Linked DNA regions of Homo sapiens: all the other regions are linked to region 2. A link is a contact called in ENCODE Hi-C or POLR2A ChIA-PET data. All regions are on one chromosome and are shown on one strand. Each heading gives the region's core, a stretch centred on a gene start or an enhancer-like site at or near the end of the contact. The rest is flanking DNA. Distances are from core to core; before and after follow the strand shown. Region 1 has its middle 2.9 kb from the start of PACSIN3. Region 2 has its middle 18 kb from the start of C1QTNF4. Region 3 overlaps MADD (MAP kinase activating death domain).

Evidence for each region. A loop is a pair of places that touch in the nucleus more often than their neighbours do. ChIA-PET counts read pairs that join two places held with the same protein, here RNA polymerase II (POLR2A). Pooled maps may share reads with other maps.
Region 1: a pooled map of ovary shows a loop between it and region 2 (2.3-fold over the local background). The contact joins two enhancer-like sites. A Hi-C loop is called at or near these places in 1 of 50 pooled maps.
Region 3: a map of CD14-positive monocyte shows a loop between it and region 2 (2.6-fold over the local background). The contact joins two enhancer-like sites. A Hi-C loop is called at or near these places in 1 of 168 maps with a recorded cell type or tissue (CD14-positive monocyte), 1 of 37 single-sample maps with no recorded cell type and 1 of 50 pooled maps. POLR2A ChIA-PET finds 5 or more read pairs at or near these places in 2 of 52 experiments (AG04449 and HEK293T).

Annotation. Positions count from the first base shown.
Region 1 is chr11:47,187,646-47,191,101 of GRCh38, forward strand. No RefSeq gene overlaps it. Among named protein-coding and RNA genes, the nearest start is that of PACSIN3, 2.9 kb to the left of the region's middle. Within about 2 kb of position 1,671, at least 7 of the 41 ENCODE cell types and tissues checked have a DNase peak (open chromatin) inside an H3K27ac peak, as active enhancers do.
Region 2 is chr11:47,610,402-47,613,460 of GRCh38, forward strand. It overlaps a transcript of MTCH2 not described here. Among named protein-coding and RNA genes, the nearest start is that of C1QTNF4, 18 kb to the left of the region's middle. RefSeq lists an enhancer at 1,484-1,533. Within about 2 kb of position 1,275, at least 3 of the 41 ENCODE cell types and tissues checked have a DNase peak (open chromatin) inside an H3K27ac peak, as active enhancers do.
Region 3 is chr11:47,304,389-47,307,819 of GRCh38, forward strand. The region is part of intron 24 of MADD (MAP kinase activating death domain); the gene reads left to right. Among named protein-coding and RNA genes, the nearest start is that of MADD-AS1, 34 kb to the left of the region's middle. Within about 2 kb of position 1,508, at least 11 of the 41 ENCODE cell types and tissues checked have a DNase peak (open chromatin) inside an H3K27ac peak, as active enhancers do.

The DNA.
Region 1 (3,456 bases), core at 421-2,920, 420 kb before region 2:
ATTATGTTGTTTCTAAATCCAGGAGGAATCACTGACGCGTTCTTTACGCAGATGAATCCGCTCACAAAACGGGAAAGGGACCTGGAGAAAATGAATGGGGGTAATTTTGCCTGCCGAGGGCTCACTTGCTGGGCAGTGCTAATGGAAGGGTAAAACTGCCTCCCCAAGACACCTGTGGGGCACCCAAGGCGCGCCACCTTTGGCCTGAGGATTCTGGCCGTGTTTGGCAAATCATAGCTGAGTAGTGAATCTGAAACCTGGGATGTGGTTTCTGAGACCAATTTCAACACCCACTCTCTCTTAGGGCTTGGACAAGTCCCTTATCTCTATTTCTACCTCTATAAAACATGACAGGTGACCAGCTGACCTTCCGCTGAGCCATGAGCCCCAGCTAATTAATGATTGTAAAAAACAACTGCAGATCAGAGGAGCTGGGAAAATGGCAAATCACAGCCACAGGGTTTTGTATTCTTTAAAATCAGTTAACATCCCTCCTAGCGCCTGAAGGCCTTTAGGCACCTAGACCGAAGTGTGAAAACACAAGAATGAAATTAATTACAGGAGCCACCTATTAAAACCTCATTAAAAATAAAGTTGGCAGCCAGGCTGTGGGATCTGGGAAAGCCAGGCCATAGAGAGACTCAGAAAACAGGGCTGTTCATCAGACCACAAAGAGAAGGGGATGTGGACTGGAAAACATCTGGCTTCCCTTGGGCTCAAGTCTGGGAGCAGAAAGCAGAAATGTTGCAGCTGATCTTAATTGCCCCTGAGGTACTGTAGGGGAAAAAAAACAACAAAATAAAACCCAGAGCATAGGGGGCTGCTTCTAAGCTGAAAGTAGACAGACATGCCTTTGGAAAGCCAGCTCCAAGCTAATGCTACCCCCAGGGCTCCCATTCTGCGCTCTATGGCCAGAGCCCTTAACATCCACACTGCTCCATCAGTGCTGTCCTCAACCCAGAGTTCAAGATGAGATGTCAGTGGACAGAGGGCTGCATAAAGACAGAAATCTGGTCGGGCGCGGTGGCCCACGCCTGTAATCCCAGCATTTTGGGAGGCCGAGGCGGGTGGATCATCTGAGGTCAGGAGTTTGAGACCAGCCTGGCCAACATGGTGAAACCCCATCTCTACTAAAAATACAAAAATTAGCTGGGCATGGTGGCGGGTGCCTGTAATCCCAGCTACTTAGGAGGCTGAGGCAGGAGAATCGCTTGAACCTGGGAGGTGGAGGTTGCAGTGAGCTGAGATCGTGCCATTGCACTCCAGCCTGGGCGACAAGAACAAAACTCCATCTCAAAAAGAAAAAGAAAAAAAATGACAGAAATCTAAGGCTGGGCACAGTGGCTCACGCCTGTAATGCCAGCACTTTGTGAGGCTGAGGCAGGTGGATCACCTGAGGTCAGGAGTTCAAGACCAGCCTGGCCAATAATGAAACCCCATCTCTACTAAAAACACAAAAAAACTAGCAGGCGTGGTCGTGGACGCCTGTAGTCCCAGCTACTTGGGAGGCTGAGACAGGAGAATTGCTTGAACCCGGGAGGCTTAGGTAGCTGAGATTGCGCCACTGCTCTCCAGCCTGGTCGAAGGAAACTTTCTCTCAAAAAGAAAAAAAGACAAATCTAGCAAGGCATTTGGCTCAGGGTACCAATGGGCAGATTGGTCCATAGCCAGATTTCACGCCACTCACAGACTCACCTTGAGTTTCTGGAATATCCTAACCACTGTGCCTTCATTTGTTTATTTATGCATTCATTCACCCAGCCAAGAAAACACTTGAGTTTTTACTCCATGCTAAGGCTATGCTAGGAATGTTGGGAGTACAAAGTTAAATAAGGCAGAGTCCAAGTGTACCGTAATGATGCAAGGCAGATAGGAAGTATTGAGAGAAAACAGGCAGAAGGGACGGCCTTTCACAGGACATGACACTGATAGGTCTTGATGAGTAGGAATTAGTCACGTGGACAGGCATTCTAGGCAGGAGCTTCAGGGTGTGCCAAGCCCCAGGGGTGTTACCATATGACTTTGTGACCTAGCAATTCTACTTTTTGGTATTTACCCTGGACGAACATGTACAAATGCAGAAAGAGGTACAATGATGTTTGCATATAGTACTGTTTGCAACAGGGGAGAACTGAAAACAAATGTTCATCATGAAGGCAATAGTTGAACAACCTAAAGTTCATTCATGCTGTGGATTACTCTGCAAAAACTCAAGAACAAGCTAGAGGCAGGAGTTCGAGACCAGCCTGGCCAACAAAGTGAAACCCCTTCTCTACTAAAAATACAAAAATTAGCCAGGTGTGGTGGCGTGTGCCTTTAGTCCCAGCTACTTGGGAAGCTGAGACAGGAGAATCGCTTGAACCCAGGAGGCGGAGGTTGCAGTGAGCTGAGATTGCGCCATTGCACTCCAGCCTGGGAAGCGAGAGCAAAACTCCATCTCAAACAAAAACAAACCAAAAAAAAAAAAAAAAAAAAAAAAAGAACAAGGTAGAGAGAGACATATTCTTTTTTTTTTTTTTTCGAGACGGCGTCTTGCTCTGTCGCCCAGGCTGGAGTGTAATGGCGCAATCTCAGCTCACTGCAACCTCCACCTCCCGGGTTCAAGCGATTCTCCTGCCTCAGCCTCCTGAGTAGCTGGGATTACAGGCACGTGCCACCACGCCTGGCTAATTTTTGTATTTTTAGTAGAGACGGGGTTTCACCATGTTGGTCAGGCTGGGCTCAAACTCCTGACCTCATGATCCACCCGCCTTGGCCTCCCAAACTGCTGGGATTACAGACATGAGCCACCGCACCCAGCCAAGAGATGTATTCTTATAAGAAGACCTCCAAGACGATGTCAAGGGAAAAAAGCAAAATGCAAAACACACTAAATCTTCACAGAAAATATACTTCATACTGATTTTGGCGTTTATCTTTAGGCAGAGGTCTAGAATTGGTAAGGGACATTTTTGTAATGTTAGAAAATTTACAATGAGAATGTACCTATGTGTAAATTATGTAACTAAAATTAAAAACTGGGGGGTGGGCGAGTGGGTATTTGTATCTAAAATAGTGCTGTCCAATTATTTTCTGCAGTGGTGGGAATGTTCTATAGCTGTGCTGGCCAATATGATAGCCACTAGTAGCATGAGACTGTTGAGCACTTGAAATGTGGCTATTGAAAACATAAACTTGCCGGGTGCAGTGGCTCACGCCTGTAATCCCAGCACTTCGGGAGGCCGAGGTTGGGTGGATCACCTGAGGCTGGGAGTTCAAGACCAGCCTGACCAACATGGAGAAACCCCATCTCTACTATACAAAATTAGCCGGGCATGGTGGCTCATGCCTGTAATCCCAGCTACTCAGGAGGCTGAGGCAGGAGAATTGCTTGAACCTGGGAGGCGGAGGTTGTAGTGAGCTGGGATTGCTCCATTGCACTCCAGCCTGGGCAACAAGAGCGAAACTCCGTCTCAA
Region 2 (3,059 bases), core at 25-2,524:
GGTACTAAATCTAATACTCTAGGGTGGGCATGGTGGCTCATCCCTGTAATCCTAGCACTTTGGGAGGCCGAGGAGGGTGGATCACCTGAGGTCAGGAGTTTGAGACCAGCCTGGGTAACATGGCAAAACCCCGTCTCTACTAAAAATACAAAAGTTAGCCGGGTGTGATGGCACGTGCCTGTAATCCCAGCTACTCAGGAGGCTGAGGCATGAGAATCACTTGAACCCAGGAGGCAGAGGTTGCAGTGAGCCGAGATCGAGCCACTTCACTCCAGCCTGGGCGAAAGGGCAAAACTCCGTCTCAAAAAGAAAAGAAAACTGTAATGAGTATTACTTTGCATTCTAGACATGAGGAGCCTGAGGCTTAAAATGACCAACTTTCCCAAGGTCTCACAGCTAGTGACAGCTAGAAATTGCTGCCATCCCATCATCCTGCCACCCAAGATCCCCACTATCCTGACAAAGCCACAATCGGAGCCGCTTCTTCATGAAGTCTCTGATCTCCCCAAATGGATGTAAGCTTTCTCTCTGTGCATCCCATGGTGCTTGGTTCCGGCTTCTCATGCCGTATCCTGCTTTGTAGAACCATCATCAGAGAGTGTTAAAAGAGCTTCAACGAATACCTTCTTTCAGGGCACCAGGCCTCACTGTTGTACATATGGTTTCACTTAATCCTCCAATACTCCTAGAGTTTTATGTTCTTGTCATTCTGCCTCCCTGTCAGTGGACAGTAAGCGCCAAAGAGGACAGGGAGATTATAGGCCTTTGCATCCTCTGCTGCCCCTCGCACAGAACTCTGCCCAAGCTACTCACTTAATGACTGACAGTTGCATTTATAAACTCTAAATGTGAGCCCCTCAGGGGGAGGAAAGGCATGAGATTCCAGCAAAAAGTGAGCAGTCTGAGGTGAGGCATGGTTCTGTTGTTTCCATCTTCACCCTCTGTCTTTTTTCCAGCCAAAGGACACTCTCACCAGTCTGATGCCAGAAGGGCAGGGCCCCGGCTAGATGGCCAGCCAGAGTAGGTGCAGTGCTGGCTTGTCCTTATCCAACCTCTGGCTCTTCATGCTACTCTGTGTGGAAATAAAAGCAATACCTAATAGATTTTCCATGGAAATGTGGCACTGCCAGGGAATAGTCCATTCTCTTGGCTGCCTTGGCGAGGCAGAGGCTGGTGTTACAAACTTTTCTTTCGTCCACGTGTCATCTTGGAGACTTGGAGAGAGGACAAGATTTGTTTCCTTATTTGCTGCCTCTCAGGAAGCTGCTGAGTCCTGAATAACATCTGCAGGTCACACTGGTTTCTCTTCCTCTTCTTCCACTCTCTCAAGTACCAACCTCTAACCGTATTGTGGTATGGTACTGATCGGAATCTACTTAAAAACATTCTTTTTCAGAGTTGCAATAAGATGATTCCAGAGCAATTACAGTTTTCATGCAAAATCTGCTTAGTTCCAGACAAGAGATTTGGTGCCCAGAGTACAGAGGACTCTACTTAGACCAAGGCAAGATGGGCTCTTTGCAATTCCATCTTATAATCATGGGACACTGGCGACCAGAACACTTAACTCATGCACTGGAAGGGGTCTCCCTAGGACCTCTCTCTAGACAGCAAATGTATGAGGAAGCTGTCATATGGGGAAGATTGGATAGAAGGAAAACTTTCACTCACTTTAGAAAATTAATCCTCATTCTTAGCCAAGATAGTCTCCTGAAAAGAAGCTATTTTTTGGCCAGGCATAGTGGCTTACACCAGTAATCCCAGCACTCTGGGAGGCCTAGGTAGGCAGATGGCTTGAGTCCGGGAGTTCAAGACCAGCCTGGGCAACAATATAGCAAACCCTGTCTCTACTAAAAATACAAAAAAAAATTAGCCAGATGTGTGGGCCGGGCGCGGTGGCTCACGCCTGTAATCCCAGCACTTTGGGAGGCTGAGATGGGCGGATCATGAGGTCAGGAGATCAAGACCATCCTGGCTAACACAGTGAAACCCCGTCTCTACTAAAAATACAAAAAAATTAGCCGGGCGTGGTGGCGGGCACCTGTAGTCCCAGCTACTTGGGGGCTGACGCAGAATGGTGTGAACCTGGGAGGCAGAGGTTGCGGTGAGCCGAGATCGTGCCACTGCACTCCAGCCTGGGCAACAGGGCAAGACTCCATCTCAAAAAAAAAATTAGCCAGATGTGGTGGCGCACACTTGTAATCCCAGCTACTTGGGAGGCTGAGGTGGGAGAATCATCTGAGCTTGGGAAGTGGAGGCTGCAGTGAGCTGAGACTGCACCACTACACTTCAGTCCAGCCTGGGCAACCAGAGTGAGACCCTATCTCAAAAAAAAAAAAAAAAAGAAGTGCTAATTTTTGGTTGGTGGTAAAAGAATCTCTCACTGGCAACTTCCCCTCCAGGGCAAAAATCAGAGTGCAAGATTCTGACTCCTTTCAAGTTTAAAGGGAAAAATAAGATGAGAGATGAATAGAAGGGGGAAAAATATAAAATGAGATGTCACATGTGACTTTTTCCTTTAAGTCAAGATCTTGCTCTGTCACCCAGGCTGGAGTGCAGTGGCACAATGATAGCTCACCGCAGCCTCAAACTCCTGGGCTCAGGTTTCTCTGGCCCCAGCCTCCCAAGTAGCTGGGACTACAGATGTGTTCCACCATGCCTGGCTAATTTTTTTTTTTTTAGTTTTAGTAGAGACAGGATCTCACTATGTTGTCTAGGCTGGTCTCAAACTCCAGAACTCAAGTGATCCTCCCACCTTAGCCTCCCAAAGTGCTGGGATTGGCTGGGCACAGTGTTTTTGAGACTGTCTCAAAAACAAACAAAACAAAACAAAACAAAAAAACACAAAATGCTGGGATTACAGGCATAAGCTACTGCACCCAGCACTTGTGACTTCTTTAGGAAAGCCTAAACAGAGCTCTGAAAAGGAGGTAAGACAAATATCTTTGTATTTAAAAAAACAAAAACAAAAATGCCAAAATAGAAACTACCATGCCACCTTGGGAGGCAGCCTGAATGAACCCATCCATTCTGCAAGGATGTTTTAGAAGCACCCAGTA
Region 3 (3,431 bases), core at 258-2,757, 310 kb before region 2:
CCTGGCTAATTTTGTATTTTTTAATAGGGACGGGGTTTCTCCATGTTGCTTCGGCTGGCCTTGAGCTCCCAACCTCAGGCGATCCACCCACCTCACCTCCCAAAGTGTTGGGATTACAGGTGTGAGCCCCCACGCCTGGCCCTCTATTGTATTTTTTAAACTTTGTTCATTGAATTATTCAGCTGCAAGATTTCTGTTTTTTTGTTATGATTTTTATCTCTTTGTTGAATTTCTAATTCATATCATGAACTGTTCTTCTGATTTTGTTGAATCATCTATCTGTATTTTCTTGTATCTCATTGCATTTCCTTAAGATCATTACTTTTAATTTATTTTCTGGCAATTAATTGATTTCCTTTTCATTGGGGTCTATTACCAAAGAGTTATTATGTTCCTGTGGTGGAGTCATATGTCCTTGTTTTTTTCATGTTTCTTATGTCTCTGTGTTGATACCCCACATCTGGCAGAACAGTCACTTCTTCCAAACTCTCTGGAGTGGCTTTCATAGAGAAAGACTTTCACATGCAGTTGGGTTTTAGTGTGCCAGTTGGGAAGGGTATGGCAACTCTGTTTCTGGATAGATGTAGTGGTATGTTTTCTGTGTAGCTTCTTCAGCTGCATTCAACATGAGCAATAACTATGGGTGCCTCAAGAGTCCTAGGCTATAGAAGTGTGGCAGTGGCAGTGGTGGTATATGTTGTTAATATCCTTGGTGTCAAGGAGTTTTGGAGTCCTCCTATTCTCATTTTCCTCACAATGGAGTGACTCAGCCAAGAGAATCCCTCTTGGTGTCAGGTCTGACTGACATGGCCTACAAGCAGCTGCAGAGGCACTGGGTTCCAGGTACAGATGCGTGGAGTAGCTGTGGAGTCAGGTTTCCAGGCTTAGGGTCTCACAAACCTATTGTGGCACCTGGGTATTGGGGTACAGATTTGCTCTCTGTGGCAAGGTTGGATGTAGGTTGCCCACAGAGCCAGGATCTGAGGCACCCGCTAGCAGCTCAGGCCCAGGGGACTGGCTCATAACTGTGATTCTAATACTGGGGGATAGGCCATAGCACTGGCCTTACTCTGTGGAAGAAGGGGTGCTCTGGAGGTTTGGGCCTAGGGAGCAGGGTACAGCTGCAATTCAGGGATCTGAGCCAATAGGGCTCAGTGGCAGCTCAGGTCCCACGGAATGAGGCACCATGTAGTAGTGACTCTAGACTCCAGGATGGTGGGGCTTGGCTGTATCCTAGACTCTGTGAAGCCAAGTGCAATGGCAGCGAATACCCCAGCGTGGCAGAGCACAGCTGTCATTTGGGCCCTGGGGGTCAGGGAGCAGCACAGCAATGACTCCACTCCCCAGGAAGAGGGTATCTTAGCAGCTCAGACTCTAGGGGCAAGTCCAGTTCCAGGGAAGCAGGGTACTGGAGTTGTTTGGCTAGGGCAAGGTATCTCAGCTCAGCCACTGCTCTGTTTCCTGGGACATGGGGTACTGTGTCAGCTCAGCCCTGGAATGCGTAGCTGCTCAGCTTGGCCAGCCACCAATTCCCCTGGGGACAATGTGCTGCTTTAGCACAGGCCTAGTGTGGGCATGACTGTTCTGGGTGACCCAGGCACAGTATCATTGGAATGCAGGGTGCCGCTTCAAGTTAGGTGCTAGGATGCATGACTGCCCTGGGTGGCCAAGGCACCATTTCCTGGGATACAGATTGCTTCTTCACCTTAGGCACCAGGGAGGCCTGACTGCTCTGAGCAGTCTAAGTACTGTTTTCATAGTGGATAGGGTACTGCTTCAGCTGCAGCCCAAGGGGAGTGGGGAGGGGTAGGTGGAGTGGCTCTGCCTCCACTTGGCCCCTTGGGGAATCATGTAATAGCTGCTCACAGCTTGGCTTAGATTGTCAAGACATCAGGCTAGAGTGGTTTGTTGGTGGCTTAGCCTCAGGAATGAAGGGGAGCTGTGGCCATCTGTCCCCAGAGCAAAACACAATCCCACTGTAGCTCCACTTCCAAGATGGCATAGCACAGTAGCTGCACAGGCCACAGGGGCTGGCGCATAGTATTGGCTCCTTCTCTGGAGGGAGCACAGCTGTATGGACTCCAGGCAGCTCCTTCAGCTGGGCTTAGTGCCTAGAGGACTGTAGGGAAGCCAGTGGTGAAGTCTGTAGGTGTCCAAGGTGCTGGTGGCAGTTTCTAGAATTGTCTTGCTTACTTCCTTGCTGTGGGGAGAAGTTCCTCCTTGTTCCCAGCTGATCCTAGATGGGGGAAGGGGGATGGGGGGGAGGCCTGATATTGCCATCTGTTCTCTATGTGGCCATCCTGAGTTTCTGTGCTCATCAGCATTCCTGTCACCCTTCTGATACACCCCCACAGTCTCCCTCAGTTATTTTTGTTAAAAGTATAGCTGTTTATTACTCTACCTCTCTTTGTGAGGGGGATGTGCTTTAGGGGCTGCTCGGCCATCTTGCTGACATTACTCCCCTAGGCTGTTTTTTTTTGTTGTAACTTTTTAAAAATGTTTATTTATTTACTTTTGAGACAAGGTCTTGCTCTGGTGCCCAGACTGCAGTGCAGGGTGCAGTCATGGCTTGGTGCAGTCATGGCTTACTCCAGCCTCAAACTTCTGGGCTCAAGCAATCCACCCACCTCAGCCTCCCAAGTAGCTGGGACTGTAGGCATGCACCATCCCTCCTGGCTGAGATTTTTATACTTTTTTTTTTTTTTGGTAGAAACAGGTTCTTGCTATGTTGCCCAGGCTGGTCTTGAACTTCTGGGCTTAAGTGATCCTCCTGTTTCATCCTACCAAAGTGCCAGGACTATAGATGTGAGCTATCATGCCTGGCCAAAGTGAGCTGCTTTAATAAGAGTATTTGAAATTATTCCAGTGTGTTTTAATTCCAAATGTATTAAAATAGGTATGATGGAGTATCGGTCTTGCAGGAAGCCATTCAGCTTCAGTGTGCTACCTTTTCTGGCATCTTTCTGGGACAAATTCGTATTTGTTCTATGCTGGTGAGCAAGGGCTCTTTATACAGAGCTGCTGAGTGTAGCGACCTAAATTTTTTTGCTCAAACAAGGCTGTTTTAATAAGAAATAAATTATATAAAGTCACGTGATCCATTTAGTAAAATATTGGGCTGTGAACCAGGAGACTGGTATTTAGTCACACTGATTAGGTCTTACCCAATAACCTTTGATCAGTTGCCTCTCTACTTACTCTATTTCATGTGTTGTGAAATGGCATGATATTACCTACCTCTGATCTAGTTGAAAATCTTTTTTTTTTTTTTGTGAGATGGAGTCTCATTCTGTCACCCAAGTTGGAGTCTCACTCTGTCACCCAAGCTGGAGTGCAGTGGTGCAATCTTGGCTCACTGCAACCTCCGCCTCCAGGGTTCAAGCGATTCTCCTGCCTTAGCCTCCCGAGTAGCTGGGACTATAGGTGCATGC